Regions from separate parts of the Homo sapiens genome. Here all the other regions are linked to region 1. Evidence: chromatin contacts called from ENCODE Hi-C or POLR2A ChIA-PET data. All regions are on one chromosome and are shown on one strand. Each heading gives the region's core, a stretch centred on a gene start or an enhancer-like site at or near the end of the contact. The rest is flanking DNA. Distances are from core to core; before and after follow the strand shown. Region 1 overlaps GLRA2 (glycine receptor alpha 2). Region 2 has its middle 31 kb from the start of TMSB4X. Region 3 holds the start of TCEANC (transcription elongation factor A N-terminal and central domain containing).

Region 1 (3,232 bases), core at 303-2,802:
ATTTGCTTCTAAGCAAGGAATTCACTATTTTAGGCAAGTCTTGCCTGGCACATAGAGGCATTCAATGAATAGACATTATCAGATGATACTGAAAGTGCTAAGAATGCAGAGTAGAGGGCCTGAAGGCTGTTACTGGGACTCACAGCTCTGATCACCTTGACATTGGGAACCCATACTGCTATTGATGTGGTTTCCTCTCTCATCACTTTTTATTTCCCTTGAGTCACAGAATCTTAGAATAGCAGAACCCTTGAAAATTATCAGCCCGATCCTTTTATATCCCAAGTGGGAGTGTGAGACCCCAAATCGTGAGATAATGTGCCCAAATTTGCAATGTGAGCCAGTGGCAAAGCTGAGGTCCACATTTTTGGCATCTTCTCATGGCTCTCTCTAACACAGCCTTGCTGCTTTCTCTTACTTTAGATAGTCATACTGGATTGATTTCCGCCAAGGGGCTGAGATTGATCTAAACTTTCTGAAGCAGATGTATGCAACTGATATGTTAGAAACTGAGGCACTCAATGAGCCCAACCAAAATATTTTCACACTTACACTTTATCTTTTAAGCATTCTGTACACTTCCATATTGAAAAATAATAATGCTATCTGATGGCATGGCCTTTTATTTCTTCAAAGAGCTTACACATCTACTTATGTCATTTTACTCAAGAGGCAGTAGGATTTCTTTTTAATCATTACAGACTCCTGTAGGCTAGTATCTATTGCAAATAGGTATTTAACTATTAATGGGTGATTTGTGCTTCTGGTTTTTTTGTTAAAGAGAAAGGAATGGAGCTGACTTGTATCAAAATGCTGCTCAACTATAGGAAGTGGATACAGTAGAGACATAATCTTTGGTAATTTATAACTAACAAAAAGTGAGATCAACAGCCCAGCCAGAAGCTTTTGAACCACATTAATTACAAACCTTTGACTGACCTGTAGCTCCTTTTCTTGTTTTCTCCTCCCCACATGGAACCTGGAGCGTGGTGGATGCCTGGAATTTTTCCATTTCAGTTTCACTTTGAATAGTATGAAACAGTAGGTAGCTGATTAACTTCAAGAGCTTTAGGTTAGAACACACTAGGCTTGAGCGCCCAGAGTGCCATGCCAAGAAGGGAAGGTGTCTGGCAAGTTGGCTCCTATCGAGACATCCTTGATGATCTGCAGCCTCCACTGTGAGCTCACATTAAAGTACAGAGCTGACACTAAATCAGTCCACAAGCCAGAGTCTGGGTCGGAAAGCTTCTCGGCTACCACTGACTCTACCATTCAATTGAAATTCATATTTCACACTATACTCTCATATATTAAATACTCTATGGCCCTCCACTAAAGGAATCCCTGTTCTCATCCCCAGGATGTAGCATCACAGTGCTCAGAGGGTTCAGGTGCATTGGTGGAGAAGTTCAGCACCAGAAGGGGCCTCTTTGTATCCTGGAGTTATCACAAGATTCTAGGTATTCTGAGGAAATGATTTCTCCATCACTGCAACTTGAACTGGGCTTCTAAGACTGCCTCTATTTTGTACTCCAGAATCACCCATTCCCTACATATCTTACCCACTGTTCATCTCAGGAGTACATCATCCATAATTGTTATGAGATGATGACGCATCTGCACATAGTCACTTAACACAGGTACACCCACTCACTCTGGTAAGGTTCTGAGTTTGAGAAATGGTCAGGGGTGAAAGGTTTGGCCACTGCTTCCTTCCTGATTTGGCTCCTCATCCCACTATAGGAGGCATAGGCAACTTGGAAATCATAAACCAACAAGCTCAGTCCAGGGAGTGGAGACCTGTCAGCTCTTCCATATTCCTCTACCCATCACTATAAACCTTACCCACCATTCCAAGGCCTTTCCAAATAACAGTTATTAAACTTCCCTCTTTTATTTCCTTGCTTGTAAGTATGAATTTTGAACCTGGGTTAGGGTAGGGAGTAAATGCACAAATAGTATACAAGTAGTCGAGGCACTAATTGCTGACTGAGAAAACAAATGAAGATTGCGGTTATCTGCCATCTATGAACACTTATCTTCACAGTATGTCCATGGCTGCAGGTGTGACAGTGCTACTGTTGTTTCTTGCTTGCCAGTCCCACTGCATGTACCTTCTCACCTCTTTTCCACATCAGATGTTGTCATCTGGTGTAAGCACAGTCTGTGAGTAATTCTTCTGACTCATCGCCAGAGAGGGAGGTTCCCACAGGGGTCAGTGAGGCAGAAAAGCACAGAATTTGGAGTCAAGCCAGATTTAATGCAAATCGCAGCTCAACTATTCTTTTGCTGTGTGATCTTGGTAAAGTTAATGAGTGAACTCAGCTTCCTTATCCTTATAATGGAGATAACTCATAGAATGGTGGTGGTGTAAGCTTTTTGTTGATGATAGTGGTGGTGGTGATTTTGTTCTGTTTTCTTTTTGTAACAGCATATATCAGTCCCCATGATATACAGGAGTGCTCACTGCAATGAAGTTCCATTTATGTGAACTTAGATTATGTGAATTTAAAGCAAAGCAATATAAAAATACTAACAAAGTCTTAGTCCATGCACAAAACATCAAATACAAGATATTTTACTTTACATTATTCCTGTGGGGAAAACTGCCTTGAATTATGCAAGTTTTGAATTATGCAGTGTCTTCAGGGGCTCATCCCTTACAAGCCAATGTGTCTGAGAATCTACAATCTGCCAAATGAGTGTTAAGTTTTATATAAAGTATCTTATTCAATCCTTCAATGACCCCATGAAACTGGAATGTGTGGGCCCCTACTTTGATATGAAGAAATCAAGATTCAAAAAGGTTAAGTAATTTTTCCAAATTCATTGGTCATTCACCTAGGATTCAAATCCAAGTTGGTCTAGCTTCAAAAATATTCATTATTTTTCCTTTTTTTTCTTTCTTCCATATCTTCATAGTCTCCCAGTTTTTCTCTTCTCTTTCTTTCTCCTTTTCTCTCTCTCTCTCCCATGCACACACACACAAACACACACACTCTCTGACTACACAAACATTTATTAAGTGAAGCATCATCTCATCATCTCCCCAAAGCCCATTGTTGTCTTTCCAATACTGAGATCACCCAATTGGGTCTTTTCTTCATTGAGATTGTTTTTCCACCAGTGGGCAATTTGTTCCGAATCCCCACTTCCCCCTTATTCCTGCCCTTGTTAGATAATAAACATACATCACTTGTTTTGTCACTGAAGGTGCAGGCACAGGAAGTAG
Region 2 (3,232 bases), core at 243-2,742, 1.7 Mb before region 1:
TTCAGTTCTCTGCTGCTCCAGAGAGGAACATTATGGCCTCTTGATTGGATGGATAAAGGGTCCAGCCCTGACCCATTGGCTGCTAGAAGGGCCAGGGGCAAAAAGATGACCCCATTAACCACCTTTTCCACCTGTACTTCAGTCTTACTTGCAAATTGTTTTTTCTCATGTCTTTTCATCATAGTCTATACAATCATCTTGTCAACAAGTTATCGTAAAAATTGTTGAAAAGGATCTATTAATTCTCAGCCCAGAGGCTGTCCTTTGGATTTCTTTGTGACTATTGCTTTGGTCTTACATGTGGCTGATATCAGCTTGTTTTGAAAATCCAAACACTAGTCCACATTTTCACCTAGTAAAGTCATTGATGCCTTCTTTGTGGCCAGTTATAAGGAGCTTTTTCATCTAATTCATGATGACCCAGGAACCTTACCTCCATGACAAAAATGTTCCTGGAACTCAGCTTCCCAACGTCATCTCTACTTCAGTTCTTTAGGTTGCCAGATGTTGAAGATAAATCACTTTAACTGTGGTTGCATAGAATTGGTTGGGAATCACATGAGTTTCTTCATGTAAAAACTACCAAGACCTCTGCTTTGGGTCTAGATCCTGGTTTATGCTGCCTTCTTCAAAACTAAGGGGAGATGCTGGGACTTGCTGTTAGCTCCATTTTTTTTTTTAATTGCATGATTCTCTGACTTTGCTGAGGAGTTGTAGATCCAAGTTCAAACATACATTGGCAACTACACCCAAATGCAGCCAAGATACAAGGGTCTACATGTGATACAGGGTCTAATTAGCCATGTGACTTTGGACAGGTCATTCTCTCTGGCTTTGATTTTCTCATTTGTAAAATGATGTATTAAATTGGGGCAAAAGTAATTGCAGTTTTTGCCATTAAAAGTAATGAATTCGGTTCTTCCTAATAATTGAATTAGGTTCTTTCCAGGCCCTTTTCTGGTTCTTTCCATTTCTAAAGGTCTATGATGAATAGGCCAACCATGTCATCATGGGTTCCAGCGCAGCACCCTAGAGCCCCACACCTCATTCCTGGCAGGCACGCACATCTCCAAATAGGGCTCCTTAGTTTTTAAAGAAGGGAAAACGGATAAGGAGAACTGAAACCCACATACTTTCAGTTCTGACTTTGTGAGTTTTGAATTTAAATGCTTTCTCATATGAAACAGTGAGTGGGCAGAAGCATTCTACAAGAAGAGAGCCCTGAAGTTAGATGAGCAATGAGCAATCCCTTTCTGTTGGTGATTCTCTTTTGAAACAAAACGCATCACTGCTCAAAGCTCAACTGCCAAAAAAAAGAAAGAAAGAAAGAGGGAGAGAGAGAGAGAGAGAGAAAGAAAGAAAGAAAGAAAGAAAAGAAAGAAAGAGAGAGAAAGAAAAGCTAAGAGTAAGGAGAAAAAAGAAAAAGAGAGAGAGAACCCACCACCCTGTGCGAACAGCACAGCTGAACAAAGGGAAATAGAAGGTAGTGGCATGTGAATCCACGTGGCCCTTTGCCAACCCACTTGCCTCTCACGCTGCCACACTTGCATATATCAGGGTAATTTCTGGGATGGAGGTTTTTACTGAGCACTTGTTGGCAGAGAGATTTTCTCCCAGTCTCATGACGTTCACAAAAAGCTAGTACTGAGAGGAAAAAACTGCTGGGACTTACATGTAATAGCATCTTCCAAGCAGCTCTATAAGATGACTAACATTTCAGCTGGACACGAGACAAAACTTGGCACCAGAAATGGTGGATGATGGTGCACCACCACTGCTTCATGCAGCCCACTATCGAGGCAAGGGGGTCTGAGCACATTGCCTGCAAATAATATGTTTGCAACTTTTCAATTCATTTGAGTCCTGACTTAAAAAAAAGCGTGCCAGGCAAATGATCATCTGCATGACTTTTCAGAAGGTTTTGCCCTGCTAGCCCTTAAATGATATGTGAAAACAAATCAGGGAGTTGGGGCCATCTGAAATGTAGCTTGAGAGGGTAAGAGAAGATGGAGAGACATGCTAAGGGTTTAAATAGGAGGAACCAATGAGGAAAAGCACATGACACTATTATAGTGGAATTTTGCCTTTTTTTGGCCATTCCTGTATTTCCATAGTTGTAACCATTTGTTACAAGCTATTCCTCTGATTTTTTTTTTTTTTGCATCTTATAAAAGTGAGGAGTCTATAAAAGACAACATTTTGTAGGCCTGCAGCCTTTGCATCTAGTTTTTGGAAATAAGTTGTTACTTATCTGCCTATGAATGCCTTCTCCCAGCTTTCCTCGAATTTTTTGAGGGATGAGGAAAAATTAGTTTCCTTTTAAAATACGGAACCCCTGGAGAACATTTGTTTCTCAGAGAATGATAAACAAGGAAAGGGGATGTGATGCATACAGCAAATTTAAAAACATTATCAGGCTGGATGCAGTGGCTCATGAAGCTTGCATTTTAGTGCAAAAAAACAAATAAATATATAATGTGGCAAGTGTATTGCTAAGCATTTTAGAGAAAAGTGAAATAGGATAAAAGGATTAGAGAAGAAATGGGAGGGTGGAGGGTCCATGCTATGTTGTAGGTCATGATTGTAAATACCATTAAGTCTAGTTTCCATTCTCCCTCTGTGCAGATGAAGAAACTGAGGCACTAAAGGAAGACATGACTGCCCAGGGTCTCCCAGCTGGCTAGGCACCCACTGGGAATGAAACCCAGCTCTCCTGACCCAAGACAAGCCCTCTTTTCTCCCATCTCGACACCCGCACTTGGAAATGGGTTGCTGCAGTAGGAATTTGAAGTCTAGCATTTTTTCCCCTTGCAATCAATTGATACTGATTTTCTTATGAGTACAAAATGAATTGTCCAACACCATTCGCATATCAGCTTGTGGCAGCAGTAATAGTCACTAACATTTAGAAAGGGGTGGCATGGAATTCACCTAGAGTTGACTCCCCACTGTGTGGTCAGTTCATGAGCATCTGCCCTGTGCTCAGCACCTTTCACACTGATGTGACAAATTCAGGATGCATCTCCAACTTTAATATGTACATGAGTCACCTGGGAATCTTGTTAAAGTGCGGATTCTGATTCAAGAGGTCTAGGTGGGACCTGAGACTCTAATAAGCTCCCAGGTGATCCTGGGGTTGCCAGTTCACAGACCACATTTTGGGTATTGAAAGTCTAGGTACCTCTGCTAGTTTGCTGAATGCAACTGAGAAAGAAACCTCAGGGTTAATGCT
Region 3 (3,232 bases), core at 327-2,826, 1.0 Mb before region 1:
TTAATATCTGATTTGGTTCCTCATCCTCCACCAACCTCCAGGTGACATCTGATCACCCTGGCCCGTCTTCAGCAAGAATCTTGTCAGGTTGGTTTAGACAGAATCCCCCTTACCCCTGATGTTTCCTCTTAATAATTTTCCATCCACTGACCCCCCTACCTTGCTCCTTGGCTATAAATTCTCACTTTTCCATGCTACAATTGAAGTTGAGCCCAATCTCTCTTCCCCACTGCAAGACCCTGTTGCAGTGGTACCTATGTCTATCTCAATGGTCCTGAATAAAGTCTTCCTTACCATGCTTTAACAAGTGACAAGTGTCATTAAATAATTTTTTTTTTTTGAGACCAAGTCTTGCTCTGTCGCTAGGCTGGAGTGCAATGGCTCGATCTCAGCTCACTGCAACCTCCGCCTCCCGGGTTCAAGCGATTCTCCTGCCTCAGCCTCCCAAGTAGCTGGGATTACAAGCACGTGCCACCACGCCTGGCTAATTTTTTGTATTTTTAGTAGAGACGGGGTTTCACCGTGTTAGCCAGGATGGTCTCGATCTCCTGACCTCATGATCCGCCTGCCTCGACCTCCCAAAGTGCTGGGATTACAGGCATGAGCCACCACGCCCAGCCAAATAATTTTTTCTTTAAAAAGGTATTATATAATCCTTAAACATTTTAGCCCTATAATAGACAGCAAGAAAAAAGTAACCCCTGACAGCTCTGAGCTGCCCCGGCAGTCACAGCTGGGCCTTGGTGCTGCGTGGAACATAAATACTTCACAGAACACCATCAGACGTGGCCACTCTTTGACCAGATGGATCAAGACAAAAACAAGACTCCTTCGTAATCACGTGGGAATGCTGAAAAAACGTAAACATTGTCCAAACCACAAAAATGACCAAACATCCCCTATCCCAGTTAATGAGTCACTGGTCTTGTCTCCCCTCCTTTTAGGTAAGATTTATTATGATACTTAATCATACAATCGCCCTCCTTCCTGCCAGCACCCAGTCCAGAGTATTGGATTGGATACTCTGTTTCCCTGAACCTTTCCCCAAATTACCTTGGGGTAAGGCATCAGCAAAGGAGGCTGTCACATTCGTTCAACCATCACTGTGCTTTTACTGGCCCTTTGCAGGCAAAGAATGAGAATATGCACAGATGAGAAGTCCAGGATGCACAAGACCACTCAATTAACATTTACTACTTTCATATCAACTGATGCATGCTAGGATGCTAAAAACACTTTTTGAATTAATTACTGCGTTAAATAGATTCACATTTATGTCTACAGTTATGTGAACATCTAGCTGAGCACTGTCTTGACTGTCCTGAGTAGAAGCAGAAAAGATAAGTTGTAAAGTACATCAACAAACTTTGCTGCTAAAAAACGAAAGTGCAGTTTCTTTCTCTCGGGCCCGGGGCGGGGCCATGGCTCCTCCTCTAGGAAGCCGCGCGAGCGCAGTCCCACGGCAGCCATTTCCCTAGCGCGCATGCACTGGGTCCCAGGACCACGTGCGCCGGCCTGTGGGCTTGGATTGGCTGAGCCTTGACGTTGTCCCAGTCCCGGTGATCGGAAGTTCTCCGTGGGCACTGGGCGGCTGAAGGCTCCGGAACTGCGCCTGCGCTTTTCGGTGAGTCATGCTTCAGGTTTGCCAGGGCCTGTGTCCCGCAAAAAGGCGAGCCCTTATTCCCAGCGGAAGCCCACCCCGGCTCGCGGCAGCTTTCCGGTGCGCCCTGGGCGGCGTAGATCCGAAGGTGCTCGCACCCCCGCCCCTTCCTCTCCGACTGTCGAGGTCGCCAGAGTGGGCTGAACCCTCGGGACTGTCGCTGTTTGTGTGCTGGGTGCCGGGCCGTCATCCCAAGATGATTAGCGGCAGGCTTTGCATGTTGCTCGACCCCACCCACCGGAACTCGAACCCGGGCTAGACCGGGCAGTTGGGCTGGTCCCTTCCTCTCGCTGCACCTTTACTAGGGGTCACCATTAAGGGAAATGGTCCTAGTGCAGTGCTGAGTGGCTGTTCAGTAACCGCTACACCGCTGCCAACATTTGGCATCGTTTCTCTCCATAGAGGGCGGGGCTCCCTGTGAAGCTGGGGAGCTGTTAAGTGGGTTAGGGCTAGAAAGTTACAGTTTCTCTTTAGGCTTTAAAGAGATCTAAAGATCTGAACAGATCTAGGTTATTTTTGACTTGTTACAAACTTCTGGAAACATTGTTTCCAGACCTTTCCTCTCGTTCTTCTCAGGGTTTAGGCCATTTTTGTGCAGATGTGTGCACCTTGCTTACTATAATATTAGCTAATCTTTATAAGTTTTTATATGGATCCAATACCATATTTCGTGCCTACTTTTCCTGGCACTGTATACACTTTTTGGTATAGGTATGCACCTAAGCAAGCATTATCCATATTAGCATCAGTTCTAGAACCGTGGCGTCCCAATAATGATAGCCATTAGTTACATAAGGCTTGATCACTTGAAATGTGGCTAGTCCGAATTGAGATGTGCTGTAAGTGTAAGACACAGTGAATTTTCGAGAATTAGCATGAAAAAGAATGTAAAATATCTCAATTTGTTTATATTAATCACATGTTGAAATGACTATTCTGGATACACTGGGTTAAATAAAATGTATAATTAATTTCACCAATTTTTATTTTTTAACATGACTACTGGAAAATTTTAAATCATATTTGTGGTTTACATGTTATATATATGTTGCACAGCCCTGCTCTAGAAAAGGGTCAACAAACTATGGCCTGCAGCCAAATCCAGCCTGCCTGTTTTTGTAAACAAGTGTTACCAGAGCAAGATCATGCCTATCCATTTATGTTATTTTCTGTATCTGCTGTTGCTGCTACAATAGCAGCAGAGTTGAGTAGTCCATAGAGATTGTATGGCCTACAAAGCCTAGAATATATACCTTCTGATCTTTAACAGAAAAAGTGTGCTGACCCCCTGCTGTAGAACAATGCCTGGTTTGGTAGATATTTTTAAGCCTTTTAATTGTAGATTCACATCCTATTATTCACACTTACTGTGTGACAGCCATAGTTCAAAGCACTTTATCAAGACTTTCATTTAATTCTCATTAATCCTAGGATGTTGGATTTCTCCCATTTTGTAGATGAGGAAATTGAGGCACAGAATGGTCAAGAAACTTATCCAACTTGCTCAGCACCCCTCACTTCTGGGAACTGGACCTGCTTGACCTTCCTTATGCAAATGTTTTGACCCCTCAA

The links. Hi-C counts contacts between places; a loop is a spot of excess contacts on that map. ChIA-PET counts read pairs that join two places held with the same protein, here RNA polymerase II (POLR2A). Pooled maps may share reads with other maps.
Region 2: a map with no recorded cell type shows a loop between it and region 1 (6-fold over the local background). The contact joins two enhancer-like sites. A Hi-C loop is called at or near these places in 2 of 37 single-sample maps with no recorded cell type and 1 of 50 pooled maps.
Region 3: a pooled map shows a loop between it and region 1 (7-fold over the local background). The contact joins the promoter of TCEANC here to the enhancer-like site in region 1. A Hi-C loop is called at or near these places in 1 of 37 single-sample maps with no recorded cell type and 3 of 50 pooled maps. POLR2A ChIA-PET finds 5 or more read pairs at or near these places in 1 of 52 experiments (WTC11).

What each region holds. Positions count from the first base shown.
Region 1 is chrX:14,671,804-14,675,035 of GRCh38, forward strand. All of the region lies in intron 7 of GLRA2 (glycine receptor alpha 2), which reads left to right. Among named protein-coding and RNA genes, the nearest start is that of GLRA2, 140 kb to the left of the region's middle. RefSeq lists enhancers at 1,381-2,580, 2,024-2,318. Within about 2 kb of position 1,553, at least 2 of the 41 ENCODE cell types and tissues checked have a DNase peak (open chromatin) inside an H3K27ac peak, as active enhancers do.
Region 2 is chrX:13,004,684-13,007,915 of GRCh38, forward strand. No RefSeq gene overlaps it. Among named protein-coding and RNA genes, the nearest start is that of TMSB4X, 31 kb to the left of the region's middle. RefSeq lists enhancers at 26-85, 1,419-1,468. Within about 2 kb of position 1,493, at least 11 of the 41 ENCODE cell types and tissues checked have a DNase peak (open chromatin) inside an H3K27ac peak, as active enhancers do.
Region 3 is chrX:13,651,565-13,654,796 of GRCh38, forward strand. TCEANC (transcription elongation factor A N-terminal and central domain containing) reads left to right here and starts at 1,577. Exons shown (of 5, transcript NM_001297563.2): 1 at 1,577-1,624. It overlaps LOC107985657 (a long non-coding RNA gene), which reads right to left and starts at 1,875. Exons shown (of 1, transcript NR_171573.1): 1 at 933-1,875. RefSeq lists enhancers at 1,260-1,449, 1,710-1,799 and a silencer at 1,378-1,689.